Regions from separate parts of the Mus musculus genome. Here region 1 is linked to region 2. The links are chromatin contacts, found by Hi-C in ENCODE. All regions are on one chromosome and are shown on one strand. The core of a region is the stretch at or near the end of the contact, and the rest is flanking DNA. Distances in the headings are between cores, read along the strand shown. Region 1 holds the start of Terf2ip (telomeric repeat binding factor 2, interacting protein). Region 2 has its middle 43 kb from the start of Spcs3.

What was found. Hi-C counts contacts between places; a loop is a spot of excess contacts on that map.
Region 1: a map of regulatory T cell shows a loop between it and region 2 (47-fold over the local background). The contact joins the promoter of Terf2ip here to the enhancer-like site in region 2. A Hi-C loop is called at or near these places in 2 of 37 maps with a recorded cell type or tissue (T-helper 17 cell and regulatory T cell).

What each region holds. Positions count from the first base shown.
Region 1 is chr8:112,009,528-112,013,092 of GRCm38, reverse strand. It overlaps Terf2ip (telomeric repeat binding factor 2, interacting protein), which reads right to left and starts at 1,734. Exons shown (of 3, transcript NM_020584.2): 1 at 951-1,734. The coding sequence starts at 1,611. Kars (lysyl-tRNA synthetase) reads left to right here and starts at 1,739. Exons shown (of 14, transcript NM_053092.3): 1 at 1,739-1,883. The coding sequence starts at 1,825.
Region 2 is chr8:54,485,058-54,488,602 of GRCm38, reverse strand. No RefSeq gene overlaps it. Among named protein-coding and RNA genes, the nearest start is that of Spcs3, 43 kb to the left of the region's middle. Within about 2 kb of position 1,987, at least 1 of the 3 ENCODE cell types and tissues checked has a DNase peak (open chromatin) inside an H3K27ac peak, as active enhancers do.

The DNA.
Region 1 (3,565 bases), core at 485-2,984, about 58 Mb before region 2:
TTAGCCAGGCATGGTGGCTCAGCTGTGTGATTCCAGCACTCTAGAGACTGAGGTAAGAGGATTGCCTAGACTTGGGAGGCCAGCCTGGCTGTCTCAAAAAACAAACTTACAACACGACCTAAGTAAAAAAAGCGACACCTTTGTACTATACACTAATCACAGCCAGATCTTAACCTCAAGTGCTTAGAAATTCACCTCACCTAAGAAGACCACAAAGCAACTTTCCTCTTTATATAGAAGTACATTCAGTTAAGCCAAAATACGGAAAGTAAACTGACCTGCCATGCCATTCACATAGTTTATATTGAGTAAGACCAGAATATAGGCAATATCTTAAAATGAACGGCCAGGGGCCTTTTCTCAAATAAAAAAGATGGAGGATGAGAAGAAGAGGAGGAGGAGGAGGAGGAGGCGCAAGAAGAGGTGGAGGAAAAGGAGAAAAGGAGAGGAGGAAGGAAGGAAGGAAAAAGGGGGAAGGGAAAATATCTTTGAAATTTCTGAAAACAGAAACAGGTTACCCTGTTACCTCCTGGGTATGGTGGGTAGGAAGGGTAGAAGATTTCCATATATACTGTACTGTGTTCCTTTTGAACACAGAGCCGTTTTTGTAAACTAGTTACTGTTCCGTAGTCTCAGTCACTCCGAAGGCAGGAGAATATTTCAGGCATAGAGTTTGGGGACAGCCTGGGCGACACAGCGAAGAGACTCAAGTTCCCCGCCCTCCCAAACCCAAATCCATCAACGAACAAACATCCAGTCAACGGGAAGGAAAAGTTAAATGAAAAGACAAATTAAAACCAGAAAACAAGGGATAAGAGGAAACGGTGCACTTTCGCTTCGGACCTCAACAGAGAAGAGGGGCTGAGCTATGCCACCCACGGCGCCCAAAAAGACGCTCGCTGACAGGCAGGCAGCCCCGCCCCCCGGAGCCCCGAAGGTGCCGGCCTCACCTCCGCTATCCGCGGCCTCGGGGTCCTGCTCCGCCTTCCGTTTGAGCTTCTGGGAGGACGGGCTGACCGGGGCGTTCCCGAGCAGGTACTTGTGCTCCTGACCCCGTAGGTGCTTGAGGTAGCGGTCCTTGAGCGACTGCCAGGAGTGCTGCGTGAGCGAGCTCTTCTCCATCGCTTTCCACAAGGCATTGCCTGTGACCGAGCTGGGCGAACGGGCGTTCTCCTTCACGTAGGTCAGGATGGCCACATCTTCCGCGTCGGTGTAGGCGATGCGCCCGGTCAGGGGCTGCGGCTCCGGTTCCGTGGAGCCCTCGGTGGAAGCCCCGGGCTTCGGATCGGACGCCTGCTCCGTCAGGCCCAGCCGATAGGCCTCCAGGTCCAGCTTCTCGTTGCGATCCACGCAGTCTAGGATGTACTGCGTGGAGATGAAGTCGCCCGAAGCCTCGGCCAGCGCCTCCCCGGGCTGGGCGAGAAGCACGGCTCCGGGTTCCTGCACCCGACACACGGTGCCGCCGCCGTGCAGGATGAGCGTCGACAGCCGGCGCTTGGCCGAGCTGGGCCGCACGTAAAACGACATGGCGCTGCCGTCTTCTCTCACGAACAGAGTGGAGGAGTGAGTGGGCCCATTGGGGTCTTTACCCAGATCCATCGCCTCCGCCATACCTGTCGCCCCGCTGTACAAGTAAAGCGCAGAAACGACACCACTAAGACGGACTCTCCGCCGGAGGAGCCCAGCACTGCGCCTGCGCAGCGAGAGTCCGGCCGAGGGCCCGCCCTCTTTCCCGGAAGAGGCAGGACTTAGAGCCACGACCTGGAAGTTCTAGTTCTACGCTAGTCATAATTTTTTTTTTTCTGGGTCGGGCCAGTGGGGAAGATGGCCACGCTGCAGGAGAGTGAAGTCAAAGTGGATGGCGAGCAGAAACTAAGCAAGAAGTAAGTGTCGTTGAAGATCTCTAAGTGTCTCTTGTTGCAGTGTTCCGATGGGAAGTGCCTGGAGTTTTCCCGCCAAGGCGACTGTGCCTGGGGTCCCTCTTGTCTTTTCCGGTGGGTGAGCACATGCTGGGACAGAGATGCAGTGCCGTAGAACCTACAGCCTCCAGGATGCCCCAGGAGGATCAACTGCGTGGCTGATGGGTTCCCTGGTCCTAGCCGTAGGGACGAGCATACCTAGGGAAAGCCAGCACAGAAACCGGGAATGGTAGCAAAGAAAAGTGAAACTAACTTTTCCCTACCTTCTAAGAAATGCTCTTTTAATTGAACCACTCCCCCAACGGATAGACTGGAAAATGGTTAAATATCTTTGTTCTTAAAAGAAGAACCTTTACATTATCCTTGGCCTATCCAAGGTTATTCTGCACCTTGGGTGTTAAAAGGGGGTACGTTCTGAAACAATAGTGTACCTACCCATATGTGTCACTCAAAGGATCTGTGACACGGGAGCAAGTGGCCTTATTTAGCGGGATACACCAGGCTCCCTTTGCACTGCTGGGGGTATCTTTGTAAAACACTCCAAATCCCAGAATTGAGTAGGCAGATAAGATTACCCTCCCTTTAACTGGTTGCTTTTAGGACTACACTCTAGTCCACTTGACCCACAGAACACTAGCAATGACTTGAATGTCTTCTTAGTGCCTGGAACTACATAGTACCCTCCAAAGCTGTAGGAAATAACTAGTTTAAGCTGTCACATACCATGGCTGCTTTCGTTAGTACCCTAGCAATAAATAAATCCCCTTATTGATCCCCGAGGGAAATACCAGAAACCTTCTAGATAATAACTGGGTTTCCTTTTTATGGCTGTGTTTCTGCTTTGTGTGGTTTAGAAGGATTTTAAAGAAAATGTTTAAATTTATGGGTTGCAGGCTCCCTGGTTGGTTGTCCTTTGTGTGAGCAGTTTAGTGGATTCCTTAGCGGAGGATGGGTGAGTTTATTAAATCAGTAGTTGGAATTTTGAGTCACAAGCGAAAGAAAGTACCTCAGTTTTCAGGTAATTTAAGGAAGCCTTACTGCTGCTTTCAAGTCACTTTTCTTTCTTTCTTTTCTTTTTTTTTTTGGTTTTTCGAGACAGGATTTCTCTGTGTAGCCCTGGCGCCCTGGCTGTCCTGGAACTCACTTTGTAGACCAGGCTGGCCTCGAGCTCAGAAATCTGCCTGCCTCTGCCTCCCTAGTGCTGGGATCAAAGGTGTGCACCACCACACCCAGCCCTCAAGTTACTTTTCTTAAATATACCTTTGACTTTAATTTACCCGTTAAACACCACGCTGGCACTATACAAACTTTGTCTAATCTCAGTAGTAATCTTGCAAGAGAAATGTTCATGCCCACATTTCCAAGTCAGAAACTACGGCCCTGGGTTTATGAGAAAATGGGAGTTCCCAGCGGTTGTGGGTGTGGCTTAATGGCTGCTTCCATGCACAAGGCTCTTGATTTCCGGGGTACTGCTAATGAAAATATATGTTCCTCGTGTGCTTCCTAGCATTGCTCTGAAGCACTGGGACAGATATCTGAAGGGAAGTCTATACCAAATCTGTGATCCTCGGTTGCCTAATGAAATCAGGTAGTTTTGTTTGTTTTTTGTTTTTATAAGACAGGGTTTCCCTGTGTAGAACTCACAG
Region 2 (3,545 bases), core at 738-3,237:
TTAGCCTTTGTCTGTTAATCACACGTAGACCCTCTTTGCCTGCAAACTCCACCCACCACCTAACCAACTCTACTTCTTTTAAAGCACAGCCCCTATTTTTTTTTTCCTATGAATTCACTGCCTAGGGGTTCATTGCCCAGTCTCATCATTGCTGCTTTATGAAGTCTTCACACCCTGTCCGCTGCATCACTCAGCACAAGAGCTTGTTTGGCAACAATTTAGCTGCTTTTCATCTAAATTTGTTCGACCTTAGAACCTTGTTAGAATGAATTGATCATTGTGAGTTCCTCTTATTCCAGGGCCTTTGCCAAGACACAGCCATTGTACTAGACCCACAACAGTGACAGAGTACTAGAGTTGTAATGCAAATTTACATTTATAGCAGGGCATAGTAGTGCATGCCTTTAATTATGGCACTTGCAAGGCAGAGTCAGGCGGGTCTCGGTGAGTTTAAGGCCAGCATGGTCTACAAAAAGAATTCCAATATAACAAGGGCTGTTACACAAGAAACCCTGTAGCAAAAACCAACCAACCAACCAAACAAACAAAAAAAAAAACAAGACAATTACATTTGTATATTCACTATCTTAAGAAAAAGTGCATTTATTAATCTTTTACAGGTTCTGTTATGCAATAAATTATACTTAACAGAGGTGCTAGTAACAATAGAGGCAGTGTCACCAATTACAGGTTTGGAATTGGAAAATTTGACAGTTCGTTAGACTGTCATTTTGGAATGACACTAAAAGTACTGCCTTAGCCATTGGCCTTGGCTTTCTCTCTTGACAGATTAGAGTACGTTACTGGTTTCTTTCCAAGTGCTAGAGTTTTCCACTAGTTTTTATCGTACTCATTGAGTTTTGTATTTTAAAAGAGTCTTCAATCTTCCTTCCACAATACCGCCCATATGTCTCTCCATCCTAGGAGTGATCCTCCTGTGGAAGATTTTGGCTTTCAAACTGGAACGTGGCACCTCTGTTCTATTTTCTGTCCCACTATGCCAAGTGCCGAATTTCACTCCTGAAGTTTGAAAAAGGCCCTACGAAAATGTTTGTCTCTCTACTCAAAACTTTAAGCATACTTGTTCATTTTAAAATTGTTCTTAATGCCACAGAGGTCATAATTTCTGGAGTCAAGTTATATAGAGATTTCAGTTTCCTCGGGTTCTGGGACTTAAAAAAAAAAGATCATTTTCTCTGCTATTAAAAACGTGTTTAGTCACAATCTTCAGCAGACGTAGAAACGAGAACAAACTTGTCCTCTTCCCCTAGTCCTAAATGAGGAGAGTGGGGACATACCAATTATGCTGCTACAGGAGAAATTCGCATTTGAACATGATTTCCGTGAAAACTCTCAAATATACTCTCAGGGAAAGTGAAAACAAATTTAGCGAACTTAGACTATTCCTTGCTGCATGTTTAATGTGTTTCAAAACACTGATTTTTTTTTTTCCATCGCTCCTTTTAGTTCTTGAGAAAAGGGAAGCGCTGCAGGATGAGGCGGGAGAAAGGTTAAAAGGAAACAATACTAAGGAGTCACACTTAAGCCTGAGTTCTTCAGATTCCCATGGTTAGCAAGAATGCTGCAGAGGGCCATGAGGAAAAAAAAATCCGAGCTGTTTTCAAAAATAATAGTAGCCAAGAAGAAAGTCGAAATTTTAAGGACCAAAATGCATTTCCACGTCATTACATGCCACCTCATTTCCTTGAATTATGGCCGTGTGAAATTGATTTCTCTGTAGATTGGATTCACGGGCAGTTTCCTTTCTTACAAAGCCACCGAGTTCCTTTTCCTCCCATTAAAGAGCAGGAGTAGCCCTTCAGATTTATTAGCAGCGTAACGTCCATCCTCGCCAGGGGGACCGATCTGAATAGAAGGTTTGCTTGCTGAACAGAGAGGTGGGCTACGGGGACCTCCCACGTTCTTCTCTGACCTGCATGCTTCTGATAAGAAAGGCAGCCGCTGCCTTAAAACAATGCTGCCCAAGTTTACACTGGCAAGTGGCTTTTCCTTATTGGTGTGGAAACGTAGCCTGGGGACCTCTGTTTACTGGGTTTGCCATCAAATTTCTGAAATTGTGATCTGGAAAACAGGCATTTCTACTGATTAGAAAATGAAAAGTTCCCCTGTATTATAAAATCAAAACAGCCTTTCTTCTTGGGAACCTGGACCTTCACAAACATTTTCTGGTTTTTTCTTTCTTTTTTTTTTTCTTTCTGTTGCTAACCTTCTCTCGTTTCTGCATGTGGATCTTGTTAGCACAAGGCACAGCACTGAAGAGCTTTCTTTTTCAATCAGCATGAAAACTATGCTGGCGAGAGAGATAGCTTGGTAGGTAAAGGTATTTGGCTGGCAAGCCTGACAACCTGAGTTCAATTCCCCTGGACCCACATGATCTAAGAAGAGAACTAACTCTCAAAAACTGTCCTGTGTCCTTCACAGCCACACTGTGGCACACTATAGTGCTTGTGTAACACGCACAAACTAATTAAATAAAAGTAAATAAAAATTAAAAGTAACCTTTCAAACTGTGAAATGTGATGTTGCAGCAGCGTTGGAAGCAATCTCGTCATTTCTGTGATTACAAAAATCGAAAGCAAAATCACGTAGCCATACTGGTCAAATTTAATATAAAGAAGGGAGACAAATACCCAACCATATTCTATCTAAAATCACCGCTTTCTAATCAAGTTTCTCAATGCTTTTTAGGACGAAGGGACAACAACATTGTTTTAGCTCTGAGCAAAGTTTGTCTTGCAAGCTTACTTTTGATACAAGCAGACTCAGACAAAATTCTACATGGAGGATCCAGAAGTGTTTGGCTAAATACCCAAATACTTAATGACAACTCAAACTAATAGCAAATCAGGTGAAGTACTCCATTTTTCATCTCCACAAATTATGGTCATTATGACAACTTAGAACTGGAGATTTGAGTTTAAAAATCATCGGATCATTGGTCACTTGGTTAAGACCCCGTTCCTGAAGACAGCACACACTTTGATCACAGGAAATGAAGAAATCTAGATGTTACTGACTAGGAACCTTCCTCTTTGTTGCTGAGCCTTCATATACTGAAATGGATGCGCAGTTGTCGGGGCAGAGTATATCATCAACAGTCTTACCCTATCGTTAACCCTATAAATTACAACAAAGACCAAGTGGCAAAGTATGTTCATGGGTACAATAGGGGCATAGATATTATGGGTGACAACCAATCTCTGCTCCAATGATTTAAGGCCAATTGTGTAGAAGAAAATGCATGCTAGATACTGTAAATCTGGCAAAGGACCCGTGGTTAGGGCAATCCTAGGTCCCAAGAGCGAACCTACCACAGTTCTTTTTCTAAACCGATATATTATCAAACTATCTGCTACCCAGATACCCAGGTCCATACCTTCGTGCAGCCCTCAGGCCTCATCAGGAAAATTGTGGATGATTAATGCAGTCGATGCAGAATTTACCTTCCTGTCAAAGTGTAGAGATTAAATGTCAGTGCAGGGCTCACAAATGAGACTGCTGTAACACACCTCTTCCCCAAGATT